Linked DNA regions of Homo sapiens: region 2 is linked to region 1. A link is a loop called in an ENCODE intact Hi-C map of the cell type or tissue named here. Cell type or tissue: CD14-positive monocyte. All regions are shown on one strand. Each heading gives the region's core, and the rest is flanking DNA. Links, peaks and the distances in the headings are about the cores only. Region 1 overlaps OSBPL9 (oxysterol binding protein like 9). Region 2 overlaps OSBPL9 (oxysterol binding protein like 9).

The links. A loop is a pair of places that touch in the nucleus more often than their neighbours do. Peaks named below come from ENCODE experiments on the same cell type or tissue, not always from the same donor. Only the 100,000 strongest peaks of a DNase experiment are listed, where the experiment ranks them.
Region 2: a loop joins it to region 1, with 2.2 times the contacts of the local background. A loop is called at or near these places in 3 of 110 quality-filtered maps.

Annotation. Positions count from the first base shown.
Region 1 is chr1:51,705,789-51,722,444 of GRCh38, reverse strand. It overlaps OSBPL9 (oxysterol binding protein like 9), which reads right to left. Exons shown (of 24, transcript NM_024586.6): 4 at 8,366-8,442. It also overlaps the pseudogene GAPDHP51 and the pseudogene SLC25A6P3. Among named protein-coding and RNA genes, the nearest start is that of OSBPL9, 97 kb to the right of the region's middle. In CD14-positive monocyte, for the core only: no CTCF peak of the experiment used is centred there; no DNase peak of the experiment used is centred there.
Region 2 is chr1:51,640,274-51,656,929 of GRCh38, reverse strand. It overlaps OSBPL9 (oxysterol binding protein like 9), which reads right to left. Exons shown (of 24, transcript NM_024586.6): 2 at 4,889-4,939. Among named protein-coding and RNA genes, the nearest start is that of OSBPL9, 32 kb to the right of the region's middle. RefSeq lists a silencer at 8,902-9,110. In CD14-positive monocyte, for the core only: no CTCF peak of the experiment used is centred there; a DNase peak (open chromatin) is centred at 8,389; H3K27ac peaks cover 1,289 bases.

The DNA.
Region 1 (16,656 bases), core at 4,007-12,006:
TACAATGACAGGAGGCCATATTTTTGCTATATGAGCCTTTCAGTACCACTTAATTTTCAAAATTATTTTAGATAGCAATTATTGCTCTGATTTTTACAGGTAACATTCTGTGTTGGTCACTTTATTCTGAAAAAACATGTAGATTTTGTTGAAAATGCTTGAGTTGCCAAATTTGATTAGAAATACATAACTCCTTGCCACAAGATGAGTGAAACTGCTTTGTGTTGTCTAACTACTTCTATCTATCTATCTATCTATCTATCTATCTATCTATCTATCTATTTATTTTAGAGATGGAGTCTCATTATGTTGACCAAGCTACTCTTAAACTTCTGGCCTCAAGCAATCCTGCCTTGGCCTCTCAAAGTGCTGGGATTAGTGGCGTGAGCCACCATGCCAGGCAATCTTAAATCTTTATACTAGACTAGTTCCATAAAGTCAAGGGCTACATGTAGTTGTATTCAATTATATCCTCTACAACTAGTACAATGCATGAAACATAGTAAATGCTTAAAAAATATTTACCAAATAAATAACTTTCCTGTATGCTCTAAATGTTCCAAATTGAGCATGCACTATTTAACTGGCTACTTCTCCATTCCACTTTACCTGTGGAAGAGGTGACACATCTGTATTGCAACCATTTCCTTTGGGAGACAAAGGACTTCAAGGGAGAACGAATACACCTATTTTTCTACATGATATGAAAATATAATCTAACAAGGCCAGGGAAAACAATACAGTTGTGATAAACCGATCCTTATATACTGAGAAATTAAAATGGATGCTCAAAAAGCTAATCTTCAGTGAAGTAGTTCAAGAAAAATGCTCAAAAGATTTTTATTAATCTACTCAGACACATAATCCATTATAGCTATTGAGGGTAGAATCAAGGCATCCCAATACTAAAGATTCATTTTTCAGCAACTCTCCTAAATTGTACCTTAAATACAATTAAGTTATGTTAATCTATAACGAAAGTTGGGCAGACATGTAATTATCATACCTGATACTTCTTTTGGGAAAAAAAAAGGTTTTACAATGTCTCTATTGATAATGACTTGTAATTTTATTAGGCTGGTGCAAAAGTAATTGGACCACCCTAAAACCACATCTCCTTTTCATATAATGATGTTTTACTCACAGACTCAATGGTATTTCTAATGAGGCTTGTACCAGCCCACCCTGTTCCCTTCAGCCCTCCCTTTCCCTTGTATACTCTTATAACCTTGTATACAAGGTATCATGGCCTTTCTCTCTAGGGGCTTTAGATAAAAGCTAGTGACGACAAAAAAAAAAAAAAATTAACATAAAATTACAGGCAGTACCAATGAAATTCCAATTTCAGCCAGGTGTGGTGGCTCATGCCTCTAATCCCAGCACTTTGGGAGGCTGAGGCAGGTGGATCACTTGAGGCCAGGAGTTCAAGACCAGCCTGGCCAACAGGGTAAAACCCCATCTCTACTAAAAACACAAAAAACTAGCCAGGTGTGGTGGTGCGTGCCTGTAGTCCCAGCTACTTAGAAGGCTGAGGTGAGAGGACTGCTTGAGCCTGGGAGGTCGAGGCTGCAGTGAGCTGAGATTGCACCACTGTACTCCAACCTGGGAAACAGAATGAGACTCCGTCTCAAAAAAAAAAAAAAAAAAAAAAATTCCAATTTGATAACCACCAAAAATAAAATCTACATGAAGTAGCCACAAAAACCATACATATGAGGACAATTAATGCCCAATTTCTTAGCCCAAAGAATAATCATAGAAACCATTTAAATTTTTGAAATATCAACTGATGTATAGCATAAAGTTAAGAAACATAAAGGTCAGTCAGGCGCGGTGGCTCACGCCTGTAATCACAGCACTTTGGGAGGCAGAGGTGGGTGGATCACAAGGTCAGGAGATTGAGACCATCTTGACAACATGGTGAGACCCCGCCTCTACTAAAATACAAAAAATCAGCTGGGCGTCGTGGTGCACATCTGTAATCCCAGCTACTTGGGAGGCTGAGGCAGGAGAATTGCTTGAACCTGGGAGGCGGAGGTTGCAGTAAGCCGAGATCACACCATTGCACTCCAGCTTGGGTGACAGAGCAAGACTCTGTCTCAAAAAAAAAAAAAGAGAAAAAGAAAGAAACATAAAGGTCTATACAACTCAGTTAAACATCTGCATGAGCATCTTCAAACTTGAATCTAAAATACTTGAATCTACAACAATCTCCTGTGTTTTCATTCCTGATAGCCTATAAAAATTTGTATAGCCACACACTGTTACTCAGCTTAGTAACAACCTTAAAACCAAGTTACTTCATTGCCCATATTTGTACTTATAATCAAACTGGCACAACATACTACTTGTCATAGAAGTGACACTGACCAAGTAAATGGCATATCTATATGAAGTCAAAGCCAACTGACCCCATGGCATGTGCTATGCCAAGGAAGTCTTCCCAGTAGTTAGAACAGAGAACACATCATCACGTTCCACATGGTAGTGTACGTATGTCATAGTTTAAAAGAATCTATACCCTAACGATGAGTACCATTTGCACATTGTAAGTAGTGACCCACTTTTAGCAAGGCAATATCATTCATCACATTAAATTAATGTTAATTTAGATTGTATTGCTTTGTATTATGTTTAACTTGAAATTTTCTTTTGGATGTATAGTTCTATAAGATTTTAAACCTAAAAAATTTACACCTGGCTTTATGTTTGCCCACATTAAATAACATTATACTTAATACTTTACTTATATATTGGCATTCACAGCCTGCAAGAGTTTTTTCTAAAATGGGCCCCAATTTACTCAAGTTTATAAAACTGATTTTTATACCTGTATGACATCCAGACAAGCTGCTATAACTCATATTTTTTACAATATAGGAAACTATAAAACCTACAGGATGTAACATCCTGAGTCTTCTTGTGATGATCAATCCCTTACTTGATAATCTCTCAGCATTTAGTTTGTACTAAAGCTTACTAGGGTTAAAAAAAAAAAAGAATCTGAAAAGTTCCCCTCTATTAATCAGTATCATCAGATATCTACTGAATGCCTCTTACTGGTTAAGAAAGAGAGGATTAAGAAGCACAGCACGCCCTCTGGTCTCCCCTTCAAGGAACTTCCTCTTTGGCTGAATGTAAAGACATGAAAAGATACCATAAGCTGACATACAACAAATTTAGAATGACTACTGGAATTCAGCTTCCATAAGAGCCGAAAGGATGAAGAAGATCTTAGTTATCTTCTGTCACCTTCAGTCTATCCTAATTACAATTTGCTTTGGGGAGGAAAGAGAAGACAAGCTTAGTCTTAGCCATGCTGAAGTGGAATTCCAGGGAGACATCTAACTGGCAAAATCCAAAAGGAAAAAAAGTGAGACTAAAGCTACATATCAAAAGAGATATAAAGATTAGGGGGAAAAAGAGTCATCTTACAGAAGGTTTAGCTGAATCCATGAAAACGGTGGGGGCTGCTGAAGGGTGATGGAATTAGGTCACAATCTGCAAGAAAACATCCTGTGGTCAAGGTAATGTATGTAGTGTTAACCTTGGGAAAGAGCAAGAATATGTTTTCTTCGAAATATTCAAAGCAGAGAAATAAAGTACAGGTGAAGTCACTAAGAACTGTTGAAGAAGAAAGCCTTCATTTATGAAGAAGGGAACAGGCTATAATTCGATACTGATTACAATGAAAACAGTCTACTGTGAGGATTCAATTGGAAACCAACAAGAAGTCAGTAAGATGACTACTAAATCGTAACAGATACCCAGTTAAAGTCAGACAAAAATTGTGATAGATACAACCATCTTGCTTTTGTGACCTCTAACAGTTCTAGAAGCAGAAAAATCAGACAACGGGGGCCCTGGGGAATGAAGACCAGAATGGTATACAGACGAACTATCCAATGACAAGAAATTCTAAAGGTGATAGCAAAAACAATATATAAATTTTTAAATTTTTGTGGGTACATAGTAGGTATATATATTTTTGGAGTATAAATATTTTGATATAGGCATGAAATAAGTAATAATCACATCAGGGTAAATAGGTATCCATCACCTCAAGCATTTATCTTTTGTGTTACAATCTAATTATACTCTTCTAGTTATTTTTAAATGTATAATTACTGTTGACTATAGTCACCCTGTTGTGTTATCAAGTAGATCTTATTCGTTCTCATTTTTTTGTACCCATTAACCATCCCCACTCCCCCTACACTTATACGCCCAACCACCCTTCCAGCCTCTGGTAACCATAATTCTATTCTCTAGCTCCATGAGTTCGATTGTTTTAATTTTTAGCTCCCACAAATAAGTGAGAACATGTGAAGTTTGTGCCTGTCTTATTTCACTTAACATCATGACCTCCAGTTCTATTCAAGACAGGATTGCAAATGACAGGATTTCATTCTTTTTCACAGCTGAATAGTATTCCATTGTGTTTATATACCATGTTTTCTTTATCCATTCATCTGTTGGACACCTGGGTTGCTTCCAAATCTTGGCTATTGTGAATAGTGCTGCAATAAACCTGGGTGTGCAGGTATCTCTTCCGTATATTGATTGCCTTTCTTTTGGATATATACCTAGCAGTGGGATTGCTGGATTATATGGTAGCTCTATTTTTAGTTTTTTGAGGAACCTTCAAACTGTTCTCCACAGTGGCTGTACTAATTTACATTCCTACTAATAGTGTATGTGGGTTCCCTTTACTCCACATCCTCACCAGTACTTTGTTATTGCCTGTCTTTTGGAAAAAAAAAAAAAAAGCCATTTTAACTGGGGTGAAATGATATCTCATTGTAGTTTTGGTCTGCATTTCTCTGATGATCAATGATGTTAGGCACCTTTTCATATACCTCCTTGCCATTTGTATGTCTTCTAACAAAACCAGTGATAAAGCAGCAGACCAGAAGGTCTCCACTGGGAAATGGGATGAGCAAAACAAGAAAGTACTAAATGGCCAGGAAAAACAGAGAAGTAGGGGTCAGATCAAAATGAGAGAATAAAAGTTCAGAAGTAAAGTGATAGAGGAAGATGAAGAAAAGAAAACTGTTGTCAAAGAAAACGCTTTTTAACTTAATATTTTGCAGGTGGTTCAGCTCTTAGTAATGACAAGACCAATGGAGTGGAGTTTAATGGCTAAAGTAGATAAAGTTCAATGAAAAAGGAAAACATGGCTGGGAATGGTGGCTCATGCCTATAATCTCAGCACTCTCAGAGGCCAAAGTGGGCAGATGGCTTGAGCCCAGGAGTTCGAGACCAGCCTGGCCAACATGGCAAAACCGCATCTCTACAAAAAAATACAAAAATTAGCCAGGCGTGGTGGTGCATGCCTGTAGTCCCAGCTACTCAGGAGGTTGAGGTGGGAGGATCACTTGAGCAGGGGAGGCAGAGGTTGCAGTGAGCTGTGATTGTGCCACTGCAATGAGTGAGACTCTGTCAAAAAAAAAAAGGACATATAAATACAATGAGGTCAAGAATTAGACTGGGAAGCACTATTATGTAGTAGGAGCTTCCTCATCTATAAACTGAAGTGGGTGGGGGGAGTTTTGTGAGAATTTTTTTTTAAAAAAAGCAAAAGAAGAGAACCTAACATGGCAGTAGATACTAGGATATGTTTTAAAGGTAGGTTGCTGAGATCACTGCGTCTCCTCTCCTATACCCCTTTGGAAGACAGCTCCGTGAGTGCCCATCCCACAGTGCCTAACAGACAGTATGTTATACATCTCAAAATATTCAATAAACAACAATGGAAAAGCAATCTCTACATCAACCATTTGTTCATTCATTCCTTCAGTTATTTCTTCATTTAACTAACATTTACTGAGTGCTACTGAATACCAGGCACTGGCAGAGGGAATGGTAGGAACAGTAGTTGCATTGTAATGGCAACTAACATTTACCAAGTTTTTACTATAGCCAGGCATTATTTCAACCAGTTCTCATCCAATATTAGTTTATCAAGTTCTAGCAAGTTTACGTTAGTTTATTTAACCACTAAAACAACTCTATGAAGTAGGTACTCTTATTATCCTCATTTTATAGATGAGGCCACTGAAACTCAGAGACAGTAAGTTGAATGTTAATGGTTAAATGTAAGTGGTGGGCTCTGGGATACAAACACAGACATTCTGGCTCTAGAGTGAAGTTCTTTACCACACTTCACTACATCTGAGAAAATAATCTTTTGCCAGTCAAATGAACATTAATTCCATATTTCTAAATGTCCTATCTTCTCCATGCATTAAATGTAGGAAAAAAACCTCTTGTATTACATGTACTTTTAAATATCAAAGCTATTAGAAGTCTAAGACTTCTCAAAGTTATCTTTTTCTGCCCATTATTCCCAAAGACATACAAGCTCTCTTCTTAGCAAAAGCTGAAAAATTCCAATATTGGATCTAGTTAGGAACCTGAACTTATGATGTCAACATCAGCTGATAACAAATAAACAAGAAGAATATGATAAGGAGATAGTGAATTGTGCAAATACTATAGTATTCAAAGGAAAGAGATCATTTTGAACTTGGGGGACTGGGGAAGGAAAGGCCAGTCGGCAGAGGGTTCATAGAAGAGGTCAGTTCTAAACTAGGCTTTGAAAAAAAGGGTAGAAGACATTTCACAGAGAAAGGACATCACACACAAGAATGTGGAGGCCACAAATGAAAAAATGTATTTGAAGGAAAGCAAGTAAGCAATAGCACTCTAGGTTTATGTAGGGGTATAGTGGCAGAAATGCCTACAAGGGCAGGTGGCTCTTGTTGAATGTTGAATGTCAGTCTAACCAACAATGGGGGGGCGGGAAATCTCATCTGCCACATTCAGTCTAATATGATCACTAAAACACTTATCCTCCCCTCTTAGGCCAGGTGTGGTGGCTGAGGCAGGAGAATTGCTAGAACGCACGGGGTGGAGGTTGCAGTGAGCCGAGACAAACCACATCTAACTAGATTTACTTTCTGGGGTACAAAGTGAGACTCTGTCTCAAAAAAACAAAAAACAAACAAACAAACAAAAAACACTTATCCTCCTCTTACAGGATCACAAATTTGCTAAAATGATGCTATAGTCATTTATGAAACTGCCTAAATTTAAAAGAAATCTACAGGAATTACAAATTGCTTTTAAAAGGCATAACTCACAGAGTAGCTTAAAGATTTCCTACTTCAATTTCATATTCATTTCTTAAAGTCCCCTAATAACCACATCCTTTAATAATGTTTTTTAAGCCTCTACTGAATACTTTCAAGTGATGGGGGGTTTACTATCTTGTAGGGCCTAAGATACCCTATGTCACCTTATCTAATCAAGTCAATTCCTGATATAGAACAAAGTACAGAGAAAGGGTTATAAAACATGTTTTCTACAATTAAATTTTCTAAATTAAAACAAAATCCCCTATGTACCACAAATATAAGCTCTTTCACTGGAGAATAAACATAGAAAAATATCTTCAGTGTAGTACGGCAGACGTTAGTTGCATGTCACCCAACATCTGTTTTTCCCTATTCTGACTTTGGTGCGGGTCGGGTTGGGTAGGATGAACACACCTTCTACCCTATCAGCAATGTGTTTCTAGTGAGGCCAGTAACATCCCAGCTCCAGGGTAGAATCTATGACTGTGAAATTGTGACTGGTCAGGATTTGACACATGGCCAAAGCTAGGGTGATGAGCAATAATTGTGTTACTCCTATTAAGGTCTAGAAAGAATAGCCTCCTATGGACTCGGTTCCAAAAATGGGAGGCTGACATTGCTACAACCACCTTACCACCACCAAGGGAGAACCTAACCGAAAATGAAGCCAATGCAAAAGTGGAACGTAGAAATAGAGATGGGAGATCTGAGTCCTCATGACATGAATTACCTAATTCAAACCACATCTAACCAGATTTACTTTCTTCTTCATGAATCAGTTTGGGTTGAGTTTTCTTTCACTACCATACAAAAGAGTACTAACTGACACATACGGTAATAGCCAAATCCTTTAACAAGAAAATGAGGTGAACTTCTCAGTATTTACCTATTATCATGCATAATTATGTAATTTGGTTGTATTGATAACTGACTACAGATATTAAATTCTTAAAATAAATCTGGCATATTTTAACATAGAATTTCACTTTCAACATTGTCTTGCACTGTCTTGTTTCTAGACAAAAATCAGTATTTTACTCTGCAGAAAGCAGGAGAAAATAAATGAGTATAACTTTACTATAACTGTAAAGGAAAAATAAGCAACTCAGAAATTATAAGTTCCTATTACATCATACCACAGTTATTTAAAAAAAAAAAACAGAAAACAGACAAAAAAAGAAAGCAACAACTAATGAACTATCTGGAAACCATGTAAAGACCCTTACTTGAAGCTGGAGAGTATGTCGAAGAATTGTTTCTTCTAAGGCATGGATCCACTTCTCTCGCTCATCAGCATCACGGGCTGGAATAAAAGATTATACATTAAAATTAAAAGTTTAATTCTATAATATATCTCCATATTTGAAAATATCATTTTAAAACTATGATGGCTAACAGAAAAGGTTTTTAGTTGTACCATTTCCTTAATAGGTTCAGCTTGATCTATTAATATTTTTTACAGATATGCAATCTACTTGCAACAATTTATAAGAAAGGGAATAATTGTGTTCAATAATAGCAGGCTACATAGTTCAGACCAACCTTCCCACTGAGAACAACTAGAAAAGCTAGACTGATTTTTAAAAAACAACTGGTTGAAGGCATCACAAACCAACAAGGTAATAAAGAATTACCAAGCCAAGATCTGGGAGAAGACAAAAAATTTAGAAGATAAACCTTGTATTTAGGGACACTTCTCATGGAGGCATTGCAAATTCCAGGAGAGGAATTGCAGACCGGACAATGCACTTAAAAGCTTGTCAGTGTGTGGCGGAAGCTGGTATATGAGAACTCTACTTTCTGTTCAATTTTGCTGTGAACCTAAAACTTCTTTAATTTAAGAACAAAAAAAAACTGGCTGGGTGCAGTGGCTCATGACTGTAATCCCGGCATTTTGGGAGGCTGAGGCGGGCGGATCACCTGAGGTCAAGAGTTCAAGACCAGCCTGGCCAACATGGTAAAACCCCATCTCTACTAAAAATACAAAAATTAGCCAGGCATGGTGGCGGGTCCCTGTAATCCCAGTAACTCAGGAGGCTGAGGCAGGAGAATCACTTGAACCCGGGAGGCGGAGGTTGCAGCGAGCCAAGATCGTGCCACTGCACTCCAGCCTGGGCAACAGAGGGCGACTCTGTCTCAAAATAAATAAATAAAATAAAATAAAATAAAAAAACAAAAAAAACCAACCACACAAGCCTTTTCAGGCCAGAAGTTGGAAGCCAGGGCCCACCAACAATGGGAGCTCTGGTAAACAGTCCATGTTCTAGTTGGGACCCCAAACAACTTCTCTGTGGGAGTAGTGATAAACTAGAATTAAAACAATTGCTTGGTCATATGGGTGGCCCAGAAAAATCTTGATGCCTGAAATTGATTTAAATGATCACAGATTTTTAGTGACGCCAGGCATCTACTAGCAAAAGCAAATGAAAATCTTTTCTGTAGGAAGATAACATCATCTTAGCTGCTAAATTAAATTTACATAAACAATTTTTAAAATACAATGTCTAGCACATAAGCAAAGATAACCAAGTACACATAAATGGAGACACTTTTGGAGACAAAACCACACATAAATGAGAACCAAAAGACAACAGAAACAGATCAACAGGAGCTCCAGATTATTGCATAAATGACATAATTTTTTCCTTTTTTATTTTTAGGGTTTTTTTCCACTTAGATTTATAAAATAATCAAATCAAATATAAATTCCAAAAGTGACAAATAATCAAAATTAAGAATTTAATAGATGAGTTCAACAGCAGATTAAGTACAACCAAAGAGACAATTACAGAACTGGGAGCAGTTAGAAGAAACCCATGAGAACAAAAGACAGTAAGTCAAAGAGATAGAAAATATAGAAGTAGCTCTCCCTCTCCCTCTCCCTCTCCCTCTCCCCACGGTCTCCCTCTCTTTCCACGGTCTCCCTCTCATGTGGAGCCGAAGCTGGACTGTACTGCTGCCATCTCGGCTCACTGCAACCTCCCTGCCTGATTCTCCTGCCTCAGCCTGCCGAGTGCCTGCGATTGCAGGCGCGCGCCGCCACGCCTGACTGGTTTTGGTGGAGACGGGGTTTCGCTGTGTTGGCCGGGCCGGTCTCCAGCCCCTAACCGCGAGTGATCCGCCAGCCTCGGCCTCCCGAGGTGCCGGGATTGCAGACGGAGTCTCGTTCACTCAGTGCTCAATGGTGCCCAGGCTGGAGTGCAGTGGCGTGATCTCGGCTCGCTACAACCTACACCTCCCAGCCGCCTGCCTTGGCCTCCCAAAGTGCCGAGATTGCAGCCTCTGCCCGGCCACCACCCCGTCTGGGAAGTGAGGAGTGTCTCTGCCTGGCCGCCCATCGTCTGGGATGTGAGGAGCCCCTCTGCCTGGCTGCCTAGTCTGGAAAGTGAGGAGCATCTCTGCCCGGCCGCCATCCCATCTAGGAAGTGAGGAGCGCCTCTTCCCGGCCACCATCACATCTAGGAAGTGAGGAGCGTCTCTGCCCCGCCGCCCATCATCTGAGATGTGGGGAGCGCCTCTGCCCCGCCGCCCCATCTGGGATGTGAGGAGCGCCTCTGCCCGGCCGTGACCCCGTCTGGGAGGTGAGGAGCATCTCTGCCCGGCCGCCCCGTCTGAGAAGTGAGGAGACCCTCTGCCTGGCAACCACCCCGTCTGAGAAGTGAGGAGCCCCTCCGCCCAGCAGCTGCCCCGTCTGAGAAGTGAGGAGCCTCTCCGCCCGGCAGCCACCCCATCTGGGAAGTGAGGAGCATCTCCGCCCGGCAGCCACCCCGTCCGGGAGGGAGGTGGGGGGTCAGCCCCCCGCCCGGCCAGCCGCCCCGTCCGGGAGGGAGGTGGGGGGGTCAGCCCCCCGCCCGGCCAGCCGCCCCGTCCAGGAGGTGAGGGGCGCCTCTACCCGGCCGCCCCTACTGGGAAGTAAAGAGCCCCTCTGCCCGGCCAGCCGCCTAGTCCGGGAGGGAGGTGGGGGGGTCAGCCCCCTGCCCGGCCAGCCGCCCCGTCCGGGAGGTGAGGGGCACCTCTGCCCGGCCGCCCCTACTGGGAAGTGAGGAGCCCCTCTGCCCGGCCACCACCCCGTCTGGGAGGTGTGCCCAGCAGCTCATTGAGAACGGGCCAGGATGACGATGGCGGCTTTGTGGAATAGAAAGGGGGGAAAGGTGGGGAAAAGATTGAGAAATCGGATGGTTGCCGTGTCTGTGTGGAAAGAAGTAGACATGGGAGACTTTTCATTTTGTTCTGCTCTAAGAAAAATTCTTCTGCCTTGGGAAAAAAAAAAAAAGAAAATATAGAAGTAAGGGTAAGCAATACAGCGTATGAGAAAATGTAACACACATGTGATTGGAACCCCAGAAGAAGACAAAAGAGAGCATGGCACGGAAGCACTGTCCGGCTGAGAATTTTCCAAAACTGATTAAAGACATTCAGAAGTCCTAGGAATCCCAAGCAAGATAAATCAAAGAAATCCACAAGTTGGGCACATCTCAGTAAAAATACTGCAAACCAAAGATATAGGAAATATCTTTAAAACAGCCAGGGAGAAAAAAGGACAGGTTACTTTCAAAGAAACAACAATTAAATTCAGGTAGGCTCTCAAAAGAAACAATGAGAACCAGGAGACAATAGAGTACGACATTTAATGGCTAAAAGAGAGTAACTGTCAATTTAGAATTCACTGAAATATATCCTTTATGAATTAAGATGAAATAAACTCATTTTCAGACTGACAAAACCAGAATCTGCTATCGGCAGATGCTCATTAAATAAAATTCTAAAAAGTATTCTTTTCTAGGCATAAACAATGCCTGATGGAAGGTGGTAGGAGCTGCACAGAATGAAGAGCAACAGAAATTATAAGTATGTGGCTAAAACTAAATATTCTCTACATACAATCATAATATTTAATAATATCTTATGGGGGTTTTTTCTGGCTCTCAGTGTCCTGTTTTTATTGTTTTGCAGCAGCACACCTAACACAGAACATAATTACAAATACTCACTGTGCAAAAGAAGAGCTAGTGCTTAAGTACAAATGGGAAATACAATTCCTTTTATTTAAATAAATACTTAAACACAACTCAGGTCCTATAAGCATCTGGACTCTAGGTCTGAGCTGGAGTTGCCTCGCCTGTGTGCTCACAATGACGTCATGATTTTCCCACCCCCAGTAATCAATACATGGAATCAGGTGCCAAAGGGGAATGTGATCACAATGAACCCCTTTTCTAGAGCCTACCTCAGCCCTCTACAGACATGATCTCTGGCCAGGACAAAGATGACCAGAATTTCTTGAAGGTCCATAATCTACAATAGTTAAGTATTCTACATGATTCTCTGGGTTGCCATTTCTATGGAGGAGACATATGCACTTAGGTGACTTTCTTCAGCTCATAATACAGGCCCAGACTTGGCCCCATGCCTGTGAGGATGTTGGACCATGCATCCTTGAAGGAGGCTTCGCCCCTTCATTTTAGGAGAGCTTCTGCCAACAATCAAGGGCACCCGTGTTCGTAATATCACCTCCTTTGCACCTGGACTGCATCACCATCCGCCCGCACTGTGAGGAGTAGGTAGGAGGCCACATGGGCCACTGTCATGGCCTGGCAATCATCCAGCTCACCATGTGGTGGGTGTTCTTGGGGTCAGGGAGCATGCCCTTGGCTGTATCATACACGCTGAGGTAGGTTGCCCAGTACATATGGATGCCCTGCACCGAGATGCTGAAGCCCTGGGACAGGCCTCGGATCCCATCAGCCTTGATCTTCTCCAGGCAGTCTGCCAGGCCTTTGAGCTCCCACTATATGCCCAATTTCCCAACGTTGGCTGCCAGGCAGGTTCTGGCAAATTCCAGGGGATAGAAGAAGCACAGGGAGATGGCCCCAGCCGCCCCTCAGGAAGCCAGGTTGCCTGCAAAATATCTCCAGAACTGTGCATGCTTATGCACGCCTCCCAGAAGGACCTGCTTGTACTTATCCCTAAAGGCAAAGTTGAGGGCTTGCATGGGGAAGCAGTGGATGGTGCTGGCCAGGTGCCCCTCCAGAAGGACAAGTGCCCTGCTCCTTGGGGATGTGGACCTTGCAGCCCACCACACCACGCCTTTGTACGGTGTCGCCACAATCTGCTTACTGGCATGTTGCACCTGCAGCAGTGCCTTGACTGGCTCAACTCGGGTCGCTGCCCTCTTGGAAATAGCGAGGGCAATGCCTCCGGCCAGTAAGTCCTTGACAAAGGAGTGTGGCCTGTTCCATCCTGCTGGCCAGCGGGCAGCGGAGGGAGGGAGGGAGCTGCTTGCTCAGCTCTGCTGCTGCTGGGACCAAAAGGCTCTCATGGGATTTTAAATAAATATATGCAAAATTAAACTGCATATAGATTGTATATACAAAACAACTGCATATAGATTGGAAAAGGGAAAATGGAATAAAAAGTTTTAAGTTTCTTACATTGTTTGGGAAGAAGATAAAATTATCAATGATTTTGATAACTGAAGGATTCATGTTATAATATCTAAAATAATCACTAAAAGAAAAGCTTTTTAAGTGTTTAACTTCTAAAATTAAAAAATCCAATAATAAAGATAATCCAAAAATTGACAAGAAAGGAGAAAAAAGAAATCGAATATACGAGACTGAAAGAAAGCATACAGTAAGATGGCAAATGTTTAAGCCTAAAAAATCAATAATTAAATGTGAGTGAAGTAAACGTGCTAATTAAAATACAAAGGCTTTAAGATTTGTAAAAGTATATGATGCTTACAAGTGACACGTTACATCACTTGCATTAATCAATAAAGCAAGCAGATGAAACATTAATAAGGACATAGAAGATTTAAACAGTCTGATGAATAAACTTGATTCAATGAACATATACAGAATGCTGAATACAACAAATGTAAAACAGATATTCTTTTTAAGCAGAACACAGAATATTTCTAAAAACTGACCAAATATTGGACCCTAAAACAAGTCTCAACAAATATCAAAGGACTGAAATCATATATTCTCTAACCATAGTGGAAATTTAAGCTAGAAACCAGTAAAAAAAAAAAAAAAAGAAAAAGAAAAAAAAAGGATAAATTAGAAAATACTAGGGTTTTTGATGCTCTCTGCTCCTCTCATTTGACAGACAGCCGCCCCTTCTCATGCACCACCAGCCGTGTCCCTGAGACACCATGGTGAAAATGAAGGCTGGAATAAACGGATTTGGCTGTATTAGGCACCTGGTCACCAGGGCTTCTTTTAACTCTGGCAAAGCAGGTATTGTTGTCATCAGTGACCCCTTCTTTGACCTCAACTACATGGTCTACATGTTCCAGTATGACTCCACCCATGGCAAGTTCCATGGCAGCATCAAGGCTGAGAATGGGAAGCTTGTCATCAAGGGAAATCCCATCACCATCTTCCAGGAGTGAGATCCCACCAAAATCAAATGGGGGTGACACTGGTGCTGACTATGTTGTTGGGTCCATCAACAACTTCACTACCATGGAGAAGGCTGGGACTCACTTAGAGGGGAGAGCCAAAAGGGTCTTCATCTCTGTCCTTTCTGCTGACACCCCCATGTTTGTGATGGACATGAACCATGAGAAGTAAGAAAATAGCCTCGAGATCCTCAGTAATGCCTCCTGCACCACCAATTGATCACTGCACCCCCATCCAAGGTCATCCATGACAACTCTGGCATTGTGGAGGGACTCATAACCACACTCCATGCCATCACTGCCACCCAGAAGATGTGGGTAGATGGTACCTCTGGGAAACTGTGGCATGACGACCATGAGGCTCTCAAGAACATCATCCCTGCATCTACTGGTGCTGCCAAGGTTGTAGGCAAGGTCATCCCCAAACTGAATGGGAAGATCACTGGCATGGTCTTCCAAGTCCCCACCACCTACATGTCAGATCTGATCTGCCATCCAGAAAACCCTGCCAAATACGATGACATTAAGAAGGTATTGAAGCAGGCACCAGAGGGCCCCCTAAAGGGCATCCTGAGCTATACTGAACACCCGGGTGTCTCCTCCGACTTTAAGTGAGAACCACTCTTCCACCTTCCATGATGGGGCCACCACTGCCCTCAATGACCACTTTGTCAGGCTCAATTCCTGGTATGACAATGAAAATGAATCTGGCTACACCAACAGGGTGGTGGACCTCATGGTCCACATGGCCTCCAAGGAGTAAGTGCCCAGGACCACCAGCTCCAGCAAGAGCACTAACTAAAGGACAAGAGAGGACCTCAGCTGCTGGGGAATACCTGCTGCACTCAAATCTAACAGAATAAACAGACATGCAAAAATCTCTTCTTGACACAGTTTCCATGCCAGACCCCCTGAAGAGGGAGGGGCCTGGAAGGCCCCACCTTGTCATGTACCATCAATAAAGTCCCCTGTATGCAGCCAAAAGGAGAATGAAAGAAAGAAAAATAAAACAAAATACTGAGATGTTTTGGAATTTTTAAAAATAAATACTTCTAAATAATCCATAGGTCAGGAAAAAATATCTGCACTAGAAATTAGAAAACATGTAGAACTGAATAAATGAAAATATGATATATGGATTCATTGGATACAGTTAAAGTAGTGCATAAAGGGAAATTTGTAGCCTTAAATGCATATATATATATATAAATTCATATATATATTAAATGCATATATATATAAAAGCAAAAAGGCTGAAAACAACAAGAAGTTCAAAATGAGTAGAAAAGGAATTGATAAAGAACATAAATTAATGAGATAGAGGGCAAACATTCAATAGATAGGTCACTAAAGCCTAAGTTGGTTACCTAAAAATAACTAATGAAATTGATCAACCTCTAACAAAAATGACAGGAGGAGGAAGGGACGAAGACAACACAAACATGATGGCACAGATCATTAATGCCATGAATAAGAAAGAGGACATCACAACTGATGCACATACTCATAACTCCCTGACTATAAAACTGAAAATTTTAATTAAGTGGAAAATATTATTTAAGGAAATACAATTTACCAAAACTACCACAATAACAACTTTAAAAACCTAGATAGTGCTATAACTATTAGGTTGGGCCACAGGAAAGTACCCTTTTGGTAGGTCAAAAACACTCTAATATTAAAATAATTGAAAATCATCTCATAAAGAAAAATCCAAGCCTAGAAGCCTTCACCAGAGAATTCTTAAGGAATAATGCCAATCTCTAATACAAAATCTTCCAGATAATGGAAAAAGAGTGAACACTCCACAACTCTTTTTTAAGGCCAGCATAACTTTGACACCAATCTGACAAGACTGTTATTAGAGAAAAATTATAGGCAAATCTAACAGAATAAACAGACATGCAAAAATCCTATATAAAAACAGTACAACAGAATAGCACAATCTATATACTGATGCATGACTCTTTCCTCTCCCAGTGGAATGTACTAAGAATAAAATGTGAAATGAATGAATGACCATGACCTTAAAAAATTAATAGATCATGTCCAAGTTGTGTTTATTTTAGAAATACAAAGTTGGTTGAATATGTGAAAAAAAATCGATCA
Region 2 (16,656 bases), core at 3,827-11,826, 65 kb after region 1:
GGGTTAGGAGGACTGCCTGAGGTCGGGAGTTAGGAGACTGAGTTAGCAAGACTGCCTGGGCAACACAGTGAGACCTCGTCTCTAAAAAAAAAAAAAATTTTAATTAGCCAGGTGTGGTGGTGCACACCTGTAGTCCTAGCTACTCAGCAGGTTGAGGCAGGAGGATTGCTTGAGGCCAGGAATTTGGGGATGTAGTGAGCTATAATCGCACCATTGCACTCCAGCCTGGGTAAAGAGCAAGATCCTGTCAAAAGTTGGGGGGAGAGCGAGGAGGGGGAGGAGAAGCAGGAGTGGGGGAAGAAGGAAAAAAAAATGTAGAGGATAGGGGAGAATTAAACCTGTTAGAAGTATGCGGATTAGAAAGGCTTCACAGATGAGGTAACATTTGAAAAGTCTCTTAAGCGATGAGCTCATCAGATAGGGGGTGCAGAACTTCCATGATATAAGAAAAAGAAAAAGTCAGAAGCAATGAGGAATGAAGAAGCACAGTGAGGGAAAAGGAAGAAACATAGTGTGATTCAAATATAGGATGGGATGGATGGGGCAAGGGCAAGATCAGTAGTGCAGTCAATGATAGCTCATTAAGCTCATTTGGAATCTAGATGCAGTATCACTACCATATTCATCATCATCATCATCGTTGTCATCCATAGCAGTTACTGTTTCCTATACATACATAATTGCTAAGCCTCATTACAACCGTACCAGTTATATCACGGTATCCTCATAAAAGTTAAGAAATGTGCCCAATGTCAGAGTCAGTAAGGGAAGAGCTGAGTAAAATTCAGCCCCAGGTCTCTCTGATTGTTTCTACACCAGTGGTCCCTCTTGGTTACACAACATAATTACCTGGATAATCTGTTTAAAAATAAAGGTTCCAGAACACTACACTAAAGCAGCCTATCTAGAAGGTGGACTTGGTAACTGTATTGTAAACAAACCCTCAAGATATTTCTTGACTAAAAGCCTCGGCAGTTTAATTTTTGGAAAATACTACAAAGCCTAGTAAAATGCACGTGTGTGCACACAGAGGGACAAACACACACATACATGTTTCTAATTATTAAGTTCCATCTATGTGCCAGGACCTAATCGTCACAAAATTCTGCAAGAAGAGTATTATCTCCACCTTAAAGAAGAGGAAACTAAAGCTCAGGAAGCTTATGATAGCTTCCCTTTTCCACTCAACAAAGGAATGGGTAAAAATGGGAATCAAACACAGGTATATTTGGTTCTTCTCTGTCATGCTGTGTAGTAGGCAGAATTTTAAGAATGACTCTCACAGACCCTTGCCCCTGTATAATCTCCTCCCCTTTGAGTATGGATGAAAACCATGAATATGATATCGCAGGAGTAATTATGTTACATTACATGGCAAAAGGGAGATTATTTGGTGGACCTAATCCGATGTCATCACATGAGGTCTTTTAAAAGCAGAGCATTTTCTGCAGCTGATAGCCGAATGGGAAGTCAGAAAGATTCAGAGCACCAGAAGGATTCAATGCACATCGCTGACATGAAGATGGAGGGGTCTAGGCCACGTGACCAAGAATACGTGCAGCCTCTAGAAGCTGAAAGCAGAACACAACTGACAGCCAACAACAACAAAAAACAAAAAACAAACAGGGCTTCAGTTCTACAATCACAAGGAATTGAATTCTGCAAATGCCCTGAATGAGCCTGGAAGAGGACTCTTCTTCAGAGCCTCCAGATAAGGGCCCAGTCCAGCCAACTCCTTGATTTCAGTCATACGAGACCTTAAGCACAAAACCCAACAGAGATGTCTGACCTATAAAACTGTGAAATATATGGGTGTTTTTGTGTGTATGGTAAAACATACTAACATGAAATTTATTATTTCAACCATTTCTAAGTGTATAGTTCAGTGGCATAAAGGACATTCACATTGTTCATGATGTGATGATCACCATCATCACCATCCATCTCCAGAGCTTTTTCATCTTTCCAAACTGAAAACTCCATACTCATTAAACACTAAGTCCCCATCTCCCGTACTCCCAACCCCTGGAAACCACCATTCTACTTTCTGTCTCTGATTTTGGCTACTCTAGGAATCCCACATAAGTGGAATCATACCCTTTTTGTCTTTTTGTAACTGGCTTATTTCACTTAGTCTAGTGTCCTCAAGGTTCATCTATGTTGCAGCATGTGTCAGAATCTCCTTCCTTTATAAGACTGAATAATAATAATAATAATAATAGACTGTATTTATATACCACATTTTTTATCCATTCATCAGTGGATGGCCACTTGGATCCTTTCCACCTCTTGGCTACTGTGAATATTGCAAATAATGCTATGAATATTGCAAATAATGCTATATATCCATGTTATATATCCTATGAACATGGATATATAAGCATCTGTTTCAGTCCCTGTTTCCAATTCTTTTGGAAATATACATATAAACACATATATAAGTGGTTGTTTTTGAAGCCAATTCATTACCTTTAAAATTTGGTAAATAATAGGAAATAATCAAGCAGTCATCTTGCCTATTTTAACTGCACCACTGGGTAACCAAATAATAGATGAAATGTCTCCTTATAAAATTATTTCTGATAAAAATTAAAACAAAATGATAGCCTGTCATTATTTTGCAACCCTCAGTGAGTTAATGGGTGTAGGTACTGAACATCAATAGCTGCTAATATCAACAAAGGGCAAAAACTAGACACTATGTTCTTCCTGCTAAAAGAACACACCACCACCTACAGTCTTGCCAAAGGGATCAAACCTAAGTCTGATCCAGTCTCTGGATCCAGCTGCCAATTTGCAGCAAAAACAATGGACAGAGGAATGTAGTGAACTGCACCACCGTGCAATCAGTAAAATCTATACTATGGAAAATTCTTATAGGTCAAAGGGTCTGGATTCCTTTTTTTTTTTTCTTTTTTTTCAGATAGGGTCTCAGGGTCTCACTCTGTCACCCAGGCTGGAAGGCAGTGGCACAATTATGGCTCACTACAGCCTTGACTTCCTGGGCTCAAGTGATCCTCCTGCCTCAGTCTCTCAAGTAGCTGGGACTATAGGCATGTGTCACCACATCCAGCTAATTTTTTAAATTTTTTGTAGAGATGGGGATCTCACTATGTTTCCCAGGCTGGTCTCGAACTACTGGGCTCAAATGATCCTCTGCCTCGCTCGGTCTCCCAGTGTTGGGATTAAAGGCGTGAGCTCCAGCACCCAGCCGGTCCAGATTCTTCAACAGACAAATTGTAAACAAAAGACATCAAGTTAAACAAATAGGTAAGAAAACTATAGGACTTAGGGATACACATTTGGGTAAAAAAGTTATAACCAAATGTAAGAAGTGATTACTTTAGGAGACATATAAGGGATGTAATTTATTTAATTGGGGCACGTGGAGAGGCTTCAGGTATAGCTGACAAAATTCTATTTCTTAAGGTGGTAGTTAGAAGGGTTAATAATTAATTAAGCTACATTTAAAAGCAAAAACAAAAAAATAAAGACAGACAAAACCAGTGGATTAACTGTAACAATGAGACAGTGGCCTAAATCCAAATGGAATTCAACTGCAGTGCTCTGTCAAGACAGTTCTGCTAAAGTCTCACTACTGAACTTATCTCAAGCCAAAAGAGCAGTTAATACCAGACTGACTGGTGACTGAGGTCAACAGCAAGTGCTTAGAAAAGTAATTACACCAAACAGACAAAAGAGAAACCAAAGGAAAATTTTAGAAAAAAAAAAACAAAAACTAGAAGTTGAATTTTTAAAAATCTTTGTGCTATCACATATATACCATCTGATTGAAACAAGCCTGTCTCATTTCCATCCTGCAAATCTCCCATACCTACTCCTATCTCAGTGCCAGGATTTTTCTATTATAATTTGGTGTCTTTCTCAGCGGTATTTCCCAGTTCTATCAAGGACTGTTAACAAGGGCAATAATATGTTTACCAAATATATTCACATCTTCAAAAGTAAGGATGCAGAAAAAAAGGTGGAAGAAAGAAGTCAACAGGGTCCTGAAGAAAAGGTTCCTAGAAGCTGATTAACCTAGTTATGATAGAGGCCACTTTTCTTCATATACAATGGGATACTAGAAACTGCATCCCTAGCCATGCATTCTTTCTTGCCTTTACCTATTTGAACAATGGTGGAAACTGAAAGCAGCATGAAGCTATAGGTCTGCACCATAAGGCAGCCACTAGTCACATGTGGCTATTGATCCCCTTCTCTGAAGTACAGCTAGTCCTAATTGAGATGTACCCTTTGTGTAAAAAACACACTGGATTTTGAATAGTTAGTATGGAAAGAAAGATTGTAAAATATCTTAATTTTTTTTTATTAATCACATGTTAAAATAACAATATTTCAGATATACTGACCTAGATAAAATATTAATTTTGCCTGTTTCTTTTTACTTTTGAAATGTGGCTTACTAGAAAATCTTAAATTATAGATGTGGCTAACATTGTATTTCTACTGGACAGCACTGCTATATATACCATGATTAAATAGTGCTGAACAGGAAAAACAAAGCAGCGGCAGCTAACAGTTGGGATTTTTCCATTTTTTCTACTGTTGATATACCACCAACACCATAACTCACTTAATTTCCAGCCCTTGTCTCTTGTCTGTAAAGTAGAGGTTTAAGAAAATCAGAACATGCATTAAGTCATAAATACAACATTGAATCATGGGCCAAAATAACTGAGTTCTAGTCCTGGTTCTGATACTGACTAACAGTTACTTGGAGAAATCACATTTTCTCTCTGAGACTTAGATACCTGCCCCAACAATTATGTAAGGAAGCTAAACTAAATTTAGACTTCCATAATTCTATCAGAATACAATTTTCTTCTGTCAAAATTGATTTTCATAAAAATGAATAAATACTCACTCTGAGTCTAACACATCCTCTGCGAGAGCCTCTCATCATTTTGTCCTTGGACTAAAAGAAAAACAAAGCATTCAATGAATAAAACATTAACAGACTGGTAAATTGTTTTTAGAATCATCTGGGGATAAAAGGACAAGATTTACAGTAATACCCATCCCTTCTGCCAATTTCTCTTCCAAAAAGAAATTACTTATGGATAGGAAAATAAACAGATTTTAAATGAAAATGTCATACAGTCTATATAAATTAACCTAATCATAGAACTTTACACATACCTTTAATGTAACATATATTACATCATTATTTTCATTCCTTCTTCATTCCCTTAAGTACGAATGTTTCTCATACTTTAGAGAGTCAGAGAACCACCTAGAAGGCTAAGAATCACCTGGAGGTTTAAGAATCACTCCCAGATAATTATTTTTTTTTGTTTTGTTTTGAGATGGAGTCCCGCTTTGTCGCCCAGGCTGGAGTGCAATGTCTCAATCTTGGCTCACTGCAACCTCCGCCTCCTGGGTTCAAGCGATTCTCCTGCCTCAGCCTCCAGAGTAGCTGGGATTACAGGCACCCGCCACCATGCTCGGCTAATTTTTGTGTTTTTGATAGAGACGGGGTTTCACCATGTTGGCCAGGCTGGTCTCGAACTCCTGACCTCAGGTGATCCACCCACCTCGGCCTCCCAAAGTGCTGTGATTACAGGCGTGAGTCACCGCACCCAGCTGCCCCCAGATAATTATGACAAAGGCAAACAGAAGACCATACCTCAAGAAGTATTGCTTTAGCTTTACCTCTGCAATTCCCCAAATGGGTAACATTTTTTGCTTCTGTGACTTCTCATCCAATGTCCCTCAGTTTGGAATTTTCTTGACCCAAATGTTCTGCCTCGTTGTCATTCCAAGCACCTTAGCTCTGTCTGATTTAGATTTCCACCCTGGGCTCCCAGAGTCTTCTGTGTGTTCCCCTGTTGTGGCATGCATCACCCTGTGTTATAATTGCTGGTTTACTTCACCCACAAGACTACACATACCTTAGGGGGTAGGAATTGTATCTGACTTATGCCTCAGAACAGTGTCTGGTACACATCAGGTGCTCAAAAAACATTTACTGATGAAATGTAACTTAGCCTTTCTGTGTCTCTTACTAAACTGAGCCAAGCAAAGCCTATGTTATGCAAAAGTGCTATGTTTACATTCAGTAAATATTCCTAAGAGTAAATTAGTCATGTGCAATACAACAAAGTAACATCTCAAATAATGGAAGTTGAACAAATACTTAATACTTGAACAACTGGTATTTTCCTGTACTCCACCTGTGTGAGAAAGCAGCAAAACAAGCCAATATTGAATGATTATGTTTTAAAGATGATTATCCCACATGAAACTATAGATGCCCTACATCCAAAGTCTTGAGCCGTAAGAATTCATGTTCAGAAGTGATTACCGAGATACTAAACAGAGTATTCTTTTTGTTCTAACTATAAATATCAGGAATCATATATTTTAGGAAAAAAATTTCTCAATACCAAGCAGAGTTGAAAAGAGTTCTTTACTAATAACACAGTGAAAGAAAACAGTTGATGAAAACATTCCTTAAGCATTTAGTCGCCCTTTTACTGTACCCTATACTTATCTTCCCTTCAAGTGTAAAGGAAATACACAAAAATAATAATTAGATTTGAAAATCCCTGATGAGGTTAGAATGCAAAATTAACCCAAACAAGGTAAGAATATATTCATCCTTGATCCTCTTCTACTATAACACAATTTTTTAAATAAAATTACAGTAAACAGAAAAAAGGCAAGACAGGTCCCAGTGGTAATACAACTATTAGGGTTACAAATTAAACAACATTAAGAGGGCCAATTATAATCCTAGTCGTTTCCTAATTTCCTAATCCAGCACTTTGGGAGTCCAAGGCAAGAGGGTCACTTGGGCCCAGGAGTTTGAGGTCGGCCTGGGCAACATGGCGAAACTCTATCTCTACAAAAAATACAAAATATTAGCTAGGTGTGGTGGTACACACCTATAGTCCCAGCTCTCAGGAGGCTGAGAGGTGGGAGGACTGCTTGAGCCAAGGAGGTCAAGGCTGCAGTGAGCCATGACCACACCCCTGCACTCTAGCCTGGGTGACAGAGCAAAACCCTTTTTTCAACAACAACAAAAAAGAAAAAACTAAGAGAGATAACTGAAAATAATTAAAACAAATACAACCAGGAAATAATCACGCAAATCCAGAATGTGTGACATTCTACAAAACAACTGGCTTAGATTCTTGCAAAATGTAAAAAAAAAAAAAAAAAAAAAAGACTAACATGTAAACAATCGTAATAGAGCAAAAATAAGTGCTGTGGACTCCAGAAGGCTCCTCCCAGTCAAGGAAAAAGATCAGGGAAGGAAGCAAAACTGAAATGATCAGGTTTCAAGTTTCAACCTGGGGCTTTAAAAAAGAAAGAAAGAAAAAAGAAATCTGATAAAAAGAAAGGGAAGGTAGTGGGGGAAAGGCCATTCCAAGACAAGGAAACAACATCAGCGAAGGCACAGATGTAGAAAACTTTACTTTCCTATTCATAGGAGAGTAGATGTACAGACAAGAGCACAGGGTGCAGACAGGAACTTACAGATAAGACTGAAGGCCAGGAACAGTGGCTCACGCTTGTAATCCCAACACTTTGGGAGACTGAGGTGGGCAGATCACTTGAGTGAGGCCAGGAGTTCAAGGCCAGCCTGGCTAACGTGGTGAAACCCTATCTCTACTAAAAATACAAAAATTAGCTGGGCATGGTGGTGCACACCTGTAATCCCAGCTACTTGGGAGGCTGAAGTAGGAGAATCCCTTGAACCTGGGAGGCGGAGGTTGCAGTGAGCAGAGATGGCACTGCTGCACTCCATCCTGGGAAACAGTGTGACTGTTTCAAAAAAATTAAAATTAAACATTTTTTAAAATGAGGCTGAAAAGAAGATTACAGGGACCAGATCCTGAAGGGTCTGAAAAAAAACATGGAGTAGTTAAGGAAATTTAACTTTATTCAATAGTTAATGGGGAGCTACTAAAGGTTTACAAAGAGGGCAATAGCATTCTTAAAGGTGTGTTTTAGAAAAATAACACCGTTAAATAAGAGGACTTGGAGAAAGGGATAATAGCAACATTAATAATAACAATAGCAGAAGCAGCAGATCCTCACTCATTGCTGCCCCTTATGTAACAGGCACTTTATATACAGTAAACCTTACAAGCCTTTGCATGGTAAGAATTATTCCTATATTAAAAATGAAAATGACACTAGGGATATCAAGTAAGTTACCCAGTGTTACATATGTAAAATGTGGCTGAGTTGCACAGTTGGAGATGCCTGTCCGGCAAATCATTCTCCCAGACCTTATCTGAGCTGTAATAGCATCAAATTATCCTCTTTCACAATAGCACAGGGCCCTCTCCCTCCCTCTCTCCACTCAGCTTTAATGCGGGGCTATAGGGAAGCTGGTGTGACTGCTTTCACCAGACACAGCCTTTTCTGATAAAGGAAGCTGACCAATCACAGGACCCACTACCCCACAGGGCAGGACAGAGTCATCTCCCAGGAAGTTTTTCAACCGGGGCAAAGGGAAGAGCTCCCTCCTATCTGCTCTTGAAGCTGTGAGGTACAGAGGCCACTGGTCCTGTGCCTTCTATGCGAAGAAAGCAAGCCTACACAGCAAGAGAAGCACAGAGATAAGGAGGAAAGTCCCAGCTGCCAGTGATCTTCAGCTACCTCCTGGTCTGAAGCAAATCTGTCTAAGCCAATGCCATTCACCAAATATTAGGTTATTTCTGATGAATCCTAGTAGCTTCTGGTAATGAAAGAAAGGTAGCTGACATAACGCCAGCAATCTTCCTACTGAGTGTTATCTTACCAATGTTCTGAAACCTGCTAACAAATGTCCTTTTTCAAGCAAATTGGCACAAATAGATATGTGGTCTACAGCCCAGTAACTGTCACTCTCTCTGCCTCCAGCTACAAGGCCCGGTACCTTAAAAAAGGACCACTCTGAAATGAATGCTACTGTCTTTTCAGCTGGATGACAAAACAGGATTACCCCCATGAAGTGGGAATATCGAACTGATATGTTCTACTCAGAAGGGGTTCTCGGGCTACTCCTGAGCTCAAGCAATCCACCTGCCTCAGCCTCCCAAAGTGCTGGGACTACAGGTGCGAGCCACTGTGCCTAGCCAAAAGTTGGTTCTTTAAAAAATCAACAAAATTGATAAATCATTAGCTAGACTGACCAAGGAAAAAAAAGGGGATTCAAAGTACTAAAATCAGGAATGAAAGAAAAAAAACATTATTACCAATCTTACAAAAACAAAAAAATTCTAAGGAAATACAAGGAACAACAAATTAGATGAAACCAATAAATTCCAAGAAAGATATAAACTGCCAAAACTGACTAAAGAAAAAATAGAAAATCTGAATAGACGTAAAATAAGTAAAAAGACTGAATTAGTAATCAAAAAACTTCTCACAAAGAAAAGCGCAGGCCCAGATGGTGAGTTCTATAAAATGTTTAAAGAATTAACGACATACCTTCACAAACTCTTCCAAAATATAGAAGAGCGAACACTTTCCAATTTTTTCTATAAAGCTAGTATTATTCTAATACCAAAACCAGAAAAAAAATCGTACGTAAAAAACAGTATCTGTTTCTAATATAGATGGACAAATTCTCAACAAAATACTAGCGAACAAAATCCAGCAAGATATAAAAAGGATTATATACTATGACCAAGTGGGATTTATCCCAAGAATACAAGGTTGAGTCAACGTATAAGAAACAATCAATATAATATACCATATTAATAAAATAAAGAACAAAAATCACATGATCATCTCAAAAGACACAGAAAACGTACTTTTAAAAAAATCTAACACCATTTCATGATAAAAACCACTCAACAAACTAGAAACAGAAGGGAACTTCTTTGAGTTAATAAGGGGCATCTATGAAAAGCCCAAGGTAACCGCATATGTAATGATGAAAGATTAAAAGCTTTATACCTAAGAACAAGACAAAAATGTCTTATCTTGCTACTCCTGCTCAACACTGTACTGGAGGTACTAGCCAGAGAAATCAGGCAAGAAAAGGAAATAAAGGCATCTAGATTAGAAAGGAAGAGTTTAAAGTATTTCTGTTTGAAGAAGACATAACCTTCCATATAGAAAATCCTAGGGGGCTGGGTGCAATGGATCACACCTGTAATCCCAGCACTTTGGGAGGCTGCAACAGGTGGATCACTTGAGGTCAGAAGTTCAAGACCAGCCTGGCCAACATGGTGAAACCCCATGTCTACTAAAAATACAAAAATTAGCTGGGAGTGGTGGGCGCCTGTAGTCCCAGCTACTCAGGAGGCTGAGGCTAGAGAATCGCTTGAACCCAGGAGGTTGTAGTGAGCCGAGATTGTGCCACTGCACTCCAGCCTGGGCAATGGAGCAAAACTCCGTCTCAAAAACAAAAAACAACAACAACAAAGAAAATCCTAAGGAATCCACACCAAAAACAAACTATTAGAGCTAATAAATGAGCTCACCAAAGTTTCAAACAGAAATTCAATAACAAAAATTAATTGTATTTCTATACTTTCAGATTTAAAAAATTTGGAGATATAACTAAGAAAACAATTCCATTTATAATAGCATCAAAAGGTAAAATACTTATTAATAAATTTAATAAAAGAAGCATAAGACTTGTACACTGAAAACTACAAAACAACACAAGGAAATTAAAGAAGACCTAAATAAATAGAAAGATACCTCATGCTCTTAGATTGAAAGACTTAATGTTGTTAAGATGGCAGTACTCCCTAAATTGATTTACAGATTCAATATAATACCTATCAAAATCCTAACTCCCCTTTTCTGTTGTAGAAATTGATAAGCTGATGCTAAAATTCAGTGGTTTTGCAAGGGACCCAGAATAGCCAGAACAAACTTCAAAAAAAGAACAACATTGGAGGACTCACACTTCTCAATTCCAAAATGCAACACAAAACCACAGTAATAATAGACAGTGTGGTACTGACATTAGGATATGCATAGGATCAATGGAATAGAATTGCAAGTATAGAAATAAACCCATACATACATAATCAAGTGATTTTTTTTTACAAGAGTGCCAAGACTATCCAATAGGGAATAGTCTTTCCAACAAATGATGATTAAACCATATGTAAAAGAATGAAGCTGGATACCTACCCTATGCCATAAAAAAAAGTTAACTCAAAATGGATCCAAGACCTAAATTTAAAGGGTAAAACTATTAAGTTCTTAGGTAAAAACGTAGGTATAAATCTTTGTGACCTTGGAATCAGCAATGGTTACATGATACCAAAAGCACAAGCAATAAAAGAAATATTAATAAACTGGGCATCATCAAAATTAAAAACATTTGTCCTTAAAGAACACTATCACACTAAGGCAGGAGGATCCCTTGAGCCCAGGAGTTTGAGGTTATGATGAGCTATAATCATGCCACTGCACCATAGCCTGGGCAACAGAATGAGACCCTGTCTTAAAAAAAAAACCAACCAAACAAACAAAAAACACTACCAAGAAAGTGAAAAGACAAACCAAAGAATGAGAGAAAATATTTGCAAATCATATATATCTGGGTAGGGGTATAGTATCGAGAATATATACAGAACTCGCACAACTCAACAATAAAAAGACAACCCAATTTAAAAATGGGCAAAGGATGTGAGTAGATATTTTGCCTAAGAAAATCAAGTTAAGAAGATAGTTTCAGCTGGTGATAAGTGTTAAGAAAATAAAGGAAGGTGATTGTCTTAGTGCATCTTGTGCTACTATAACAGAATACCAGAGACTGCATAATTTATAACAGAAATTTATTTTCTCAAGTTTTAAGGGGCTGGGAATTCCAAGATCCAAGCACCAGCATCTGGTGAGAGCCCTATTTATCGCAGAGCAGAGGGTGGAAAGGCAAAGAGTACAAGTGAGCGAGCCCTTTTTGTGATGGCGTTGATCTGTTTACAAGGGGACTGCCTAAACACTTTCCATTAGCCCCCACTTCCCAACACTGTTGCAGTGTTGCAGTTAAGTTTCCAACACATGAATGCTGGGGGACACATTTAAATTAGAGCAGTGATGATCAGAAAGTTATTGTTGGGAAAGGAGGTTCTATTTTAACTTAAGTAGCTTGAAAAAGCTCTTCAAGGAGTTGATACAAGAACTGAGATTTGAATTAGAGGACCGAGTAAAGTGAAGAATCTGCGGGCAAAGTCCCAGGCAGAGGGAAGAGCAGGAAATGATTCATCAGTAGACTTGCTCTCCCATTCTCGGCAAGGGCTATTTCACATTTTCTCCACTCTCTCCCTCAGCACATCTCCACCTGGCTTTCTCAAAGGCATTTAAAACTCAACATGGGCTGGGCGCGGTGGCTCACCTCTATAATCCCAGCACTTTGGGAGGCTGAGGCGGACAGATCACATGAGGTCGGGAGTTCAAGACCAGCCTGGCCAACATGGTGAAACCCTGTCTCTACTAAAAGTACAAAAATTAGCCGGGTGTGGTGGCACACGCCTGTAATCCCAGCTACTAGGGAGGCTGAGGCAGCTAGAATTGCTTGAACCTGGGAGACAGAGGTTGCAGTGAGCCGAGATTGCGCCACTACACTCCAGCCTGGGCAACAGCGCAAGACTCCGTCTCAAAAACAAAACAAAACAAAACTCAATATGTATAAAACTAACTCGTGATCCTGTCTCTCTTCCATCCAATCAATCAAAGTCCCCTCATTTCTGTCTCATAAAAGCTCTCAAATCTTCTTTCATGAGGTCATAAGGGAAAAAGAAAAACAAACTCTCAAAACCTTTCATTTAACCTCATCTCTACCATCAACCACCCCAATCCAGCCCTCTACAATACATCCCAATATTGTATCACCTGCTTTTTTTTTTTTTTTTTTTTTTTTTTTTAGACAAGGTCTCACTCTGTTGCCCAGGCTGGAGTGCAGTGGCACAATTTTGGCTCACTGTAACCTCTGCCTCCTAGGCTCAAGTGATCCTCCCACCTCAGCCTCCAGAGTAGCTGGGACTACAGGCATGTGCCACCACACCCAGCTAATTTTTTTTTTCCTTGTAGAGAAGGGGTTTCGCCTTGTTGCCCAAGCTGCCTCAAACGCCTGGGCTCAAGCGATCTACCCACCTCAGCCTCCCAAAGTGCTGAGACTACAGGAGTGAGCCACCGTACCCAGCCTGTATCACCTTCTAATTCTTCTCTATCTCTTCTTCCTCTCCTCCAATCCTTTCTCCACACAGGAGCCAGGAGTCTTTTCAAAACATGAATCTGATCAGGTTACTTCTTCGATTAAAAAACAAAACAAGCAAGCAAGCAAAAAAAAGTACTTCATGGCTCTACATTGCACTTAAAATAAAATGCACATTTATCAATTTGCTCTCTCTAGAGACCCTGCTTGGCCTGGCTCCAGCCTACCTCAAAATACCCCATCATCCCTGGGCCCCACCCACACTCATCTTTCAGTTCCCTGAACCAGCCAATCACTTTCTTGCCTAAGGACTTTTACATGGATTGTTCTCATTGCCTGAAGTGCCTTTACTCATCTACCCTCACTCTTTTTACTGGCTAATTCCTACTTACCCTCAGTTCCCTGAGGAGGGAAGCTTTACCTGAACCTCTAGAGCAGATAGCCAACCCTTCACTTCTAACAAGGATATAATAAAACCCTTTTTTTCCCATAATACTGTGGGAAAATAAAATCCTATGGGCTTGAGTGTATCCCCCAAAAGTTCATGTGTTAGAAACCTAATCCCTCCGTCCTCATGAATAGATTAATGAGGACTCTGTCCTCCTTGATGGATTAATGTCACTATCACAGGAGTGTGCTCTTTATTGATGGAGTGACTTTGTCGTAAAAGCAATTTCCCTCACCTCTCTTGCTCTACCTCTCTCACCATGTGATGCCCTCCACCATGTTATGAAGCAGCAAGAAGACACTATGCTCTTCCAGCTGCTAAAACCATGAGCCAAAATAAACTTCTTTCCTTTATAAATTATCTAGTCTGTGGTATTCTGTTATAGCAACAGAAAACAGACTAAGACATAAAATGTCCATGGATTTCTCAATGTTCTTCTAAAAAGCTCTAGGGTCCTGGCAACATTTCTGCATGCCATAAGGATTAGATCTTTTGTTTTCAACTGGTCTGGAAGGATAATAAAACCCTCTCTCATTTCCCAGAGAAGTTTGAAAGGTTACAGCCTGGAGCAGTTCCCTAGGCCAAGCTTCCAAGGTGCTAAGAAAAGGGGTACAGCTATCTCCCTAGATATTTGTATGTAAAAAGAGATAAAACTCCAGATATGCCAAAGGGTTGGAGTTAGGATTTAGGCTTATTACCTTTCCTAAGTGACCATTTCATGAGGGGAGGGGGACAGTTGCCTATTTCCCCTTCATAGGAGAGAAAAATAATTTTTCCTTGTCCCCCACCTACAGAGTGTCTGGCTACTCACGCAGGACAATTGACCTGGCTTTTATAGCATCATCCTAGGGGTAAGGACTAGGGCAAAAGCAGGCCAATACATTTATTATTATGAAATGTCTCTGATCCAGAATACCTTGTGTGCATTCATGATAAAATTAACAAAGATAAATAATTAAGAGCCTGCCAAGTACTTTATAAATCTGTAATTAAACAATTCTGAAATTACTTAATTTCATCATCCCTATTAGCCTTAAATTCTAGGAGAATATTGACCTATTACACAGAGGAAACTCAAAAAATATTGAATAAATGATAGGACGGAGACACGTAAGTACAGCTAGCCATTTAAATTTTCATTAACGTAACCCTCAATTTTATGTACTATGCCTCAACAGCCAGTAATTTGAAGCTTCTATTCTTATTCTGATTATGTTGGTCAGAAAATTAAAATCGGCTGCCCAAAGACAAATTAAACTTCACAGATTTTAGTGTGTTACTAAGTCTGTTAAACCTGCCTCAAAGGAAAAAAAAACATTTGGCCTTTACGCTAGCTACCATCTTTATAACCACTTGACACTTACCTTTTTTAAAAGTCAGTACTTTTTCTGTAAAGAAACATCTAAGGAATGCTGATTCCAAACATTCTAATCAATACTGTGTGCCTAGATCTAGGCAGCAAACACCTTAGGATATCTAGATTCTCTTCGATATACTGTCAGTGTGAAAATCAATTTATTCTGTAGATCTAAACAGATATTTATCTCGGCATTGACCCGGTGCTCCCAGGAAGCTGAGAAACAGATCCTAACCTCCAACTGTTACATTATCAAAATAGTTGGTGATATAATCAACACATTTGTAAGGCCCTGCTAGAAGTAATCTAGGATGGGGTTAAGCAACCAAAAGCAGCTTTTTGCTGGCTATAGAATAAAGAACCTTCTGGAAATCAGTAAATTAATAAAATCAGAAACAATTTTTATTTTCCCAGGGTAAGAAATTTCTGAAAGAGTCACATAAGTCTATCAGAAAGTAGAACTTATCTTGCCAAAATTAATTTCACAAACTATTCTAGAAAATATCCTTCTATGGCTTACTTAATGTGAGAAACATGTATTTATAGGAATACATACTGTAATGGACTGAATGTTTACATCCCCACAAAGTTCATATGTTGAAATCCCAACCCCTAAGATGATGGTATTAGGAGGTGCGCCTTTGGGAAGTGATTAGGTCACAAGGGCAGAGCCCTCATGAATGGGATTAATTCCCTTATAAAAGAGGCCCCAGTCAGAGCAAGGTAATGACCAACAATGAGATGACCTGCATTCTCAAGAGAATAGCTCATAATAATCTCAAATCACACAGCGGTCTGCCTGCTTGGTCCATTTCTTAAATCCTTAGGAAAAAGTAATTTTAAGAACATACTAAGAACTATTTAGCTAAATGTCAGTCTTAAATCTGCTTTAATATGGCAACGCACAGTGGCTCACACCTGTAATTTCAGCATTTTGGAGGCTGAGGCAGGGGGATCACTTCAGGCCAGGAGTTGGAGACCAGCCTGGGCAACATAGTGAGAACCCATCTCTAAAAAAAAAAATTTTTTTTAATTAGCCAGGTGTGGTGGCACACACCTGTAATCCTAGGTACTCAGGGGGCTGCGGTGGAAGGATCCTGTTAGCCCAGGAGTTAGAGGTTACAATGCACTGCACTCCAGTCTGGGCATCAGAGTGAGAGCCTGTTTCAAAAAAAAAAAAAAATTATCTTTACATTACTATTATTCCCACCCTATCTTTCAGAACCTAATTAATGCCTGGGACCTGGAAGGTATTATTAATAGATAAATGTCTGCTCAATGAATGGTCCCAGACCACTTTCCCAGTTATCTTACTCATCCAACAAACATAATTCACTCAAAATATGCCCATTCAGTCCCAATTCAAGCTATTCAACACTCCCAAGTAACACAGGGGAAACCTTTTCCCCGGTTCTGTAAACTTTCAGTCCTCTTCAATCAAATTTTTACAACTGTATTTTAAATTATTACAATAAAACAATTAGAGATTAATAATATCTAATAAAAAGCACTAAATCAAAAGCACAAAAGTAACTACTTGATTATATCTTGATTGTAACTACTTAATTGTATCTCCAACAGGACTGCAAGCTTTTAGAAGATTAGTTCAGTTTATTCCTAGCACATACTAAGTACTAAAAACATCTTATTAAGTTTAAAAATTAACTCATAAAATCTAGCTTGGTGCCAGTATATACTGCAATCAATAAA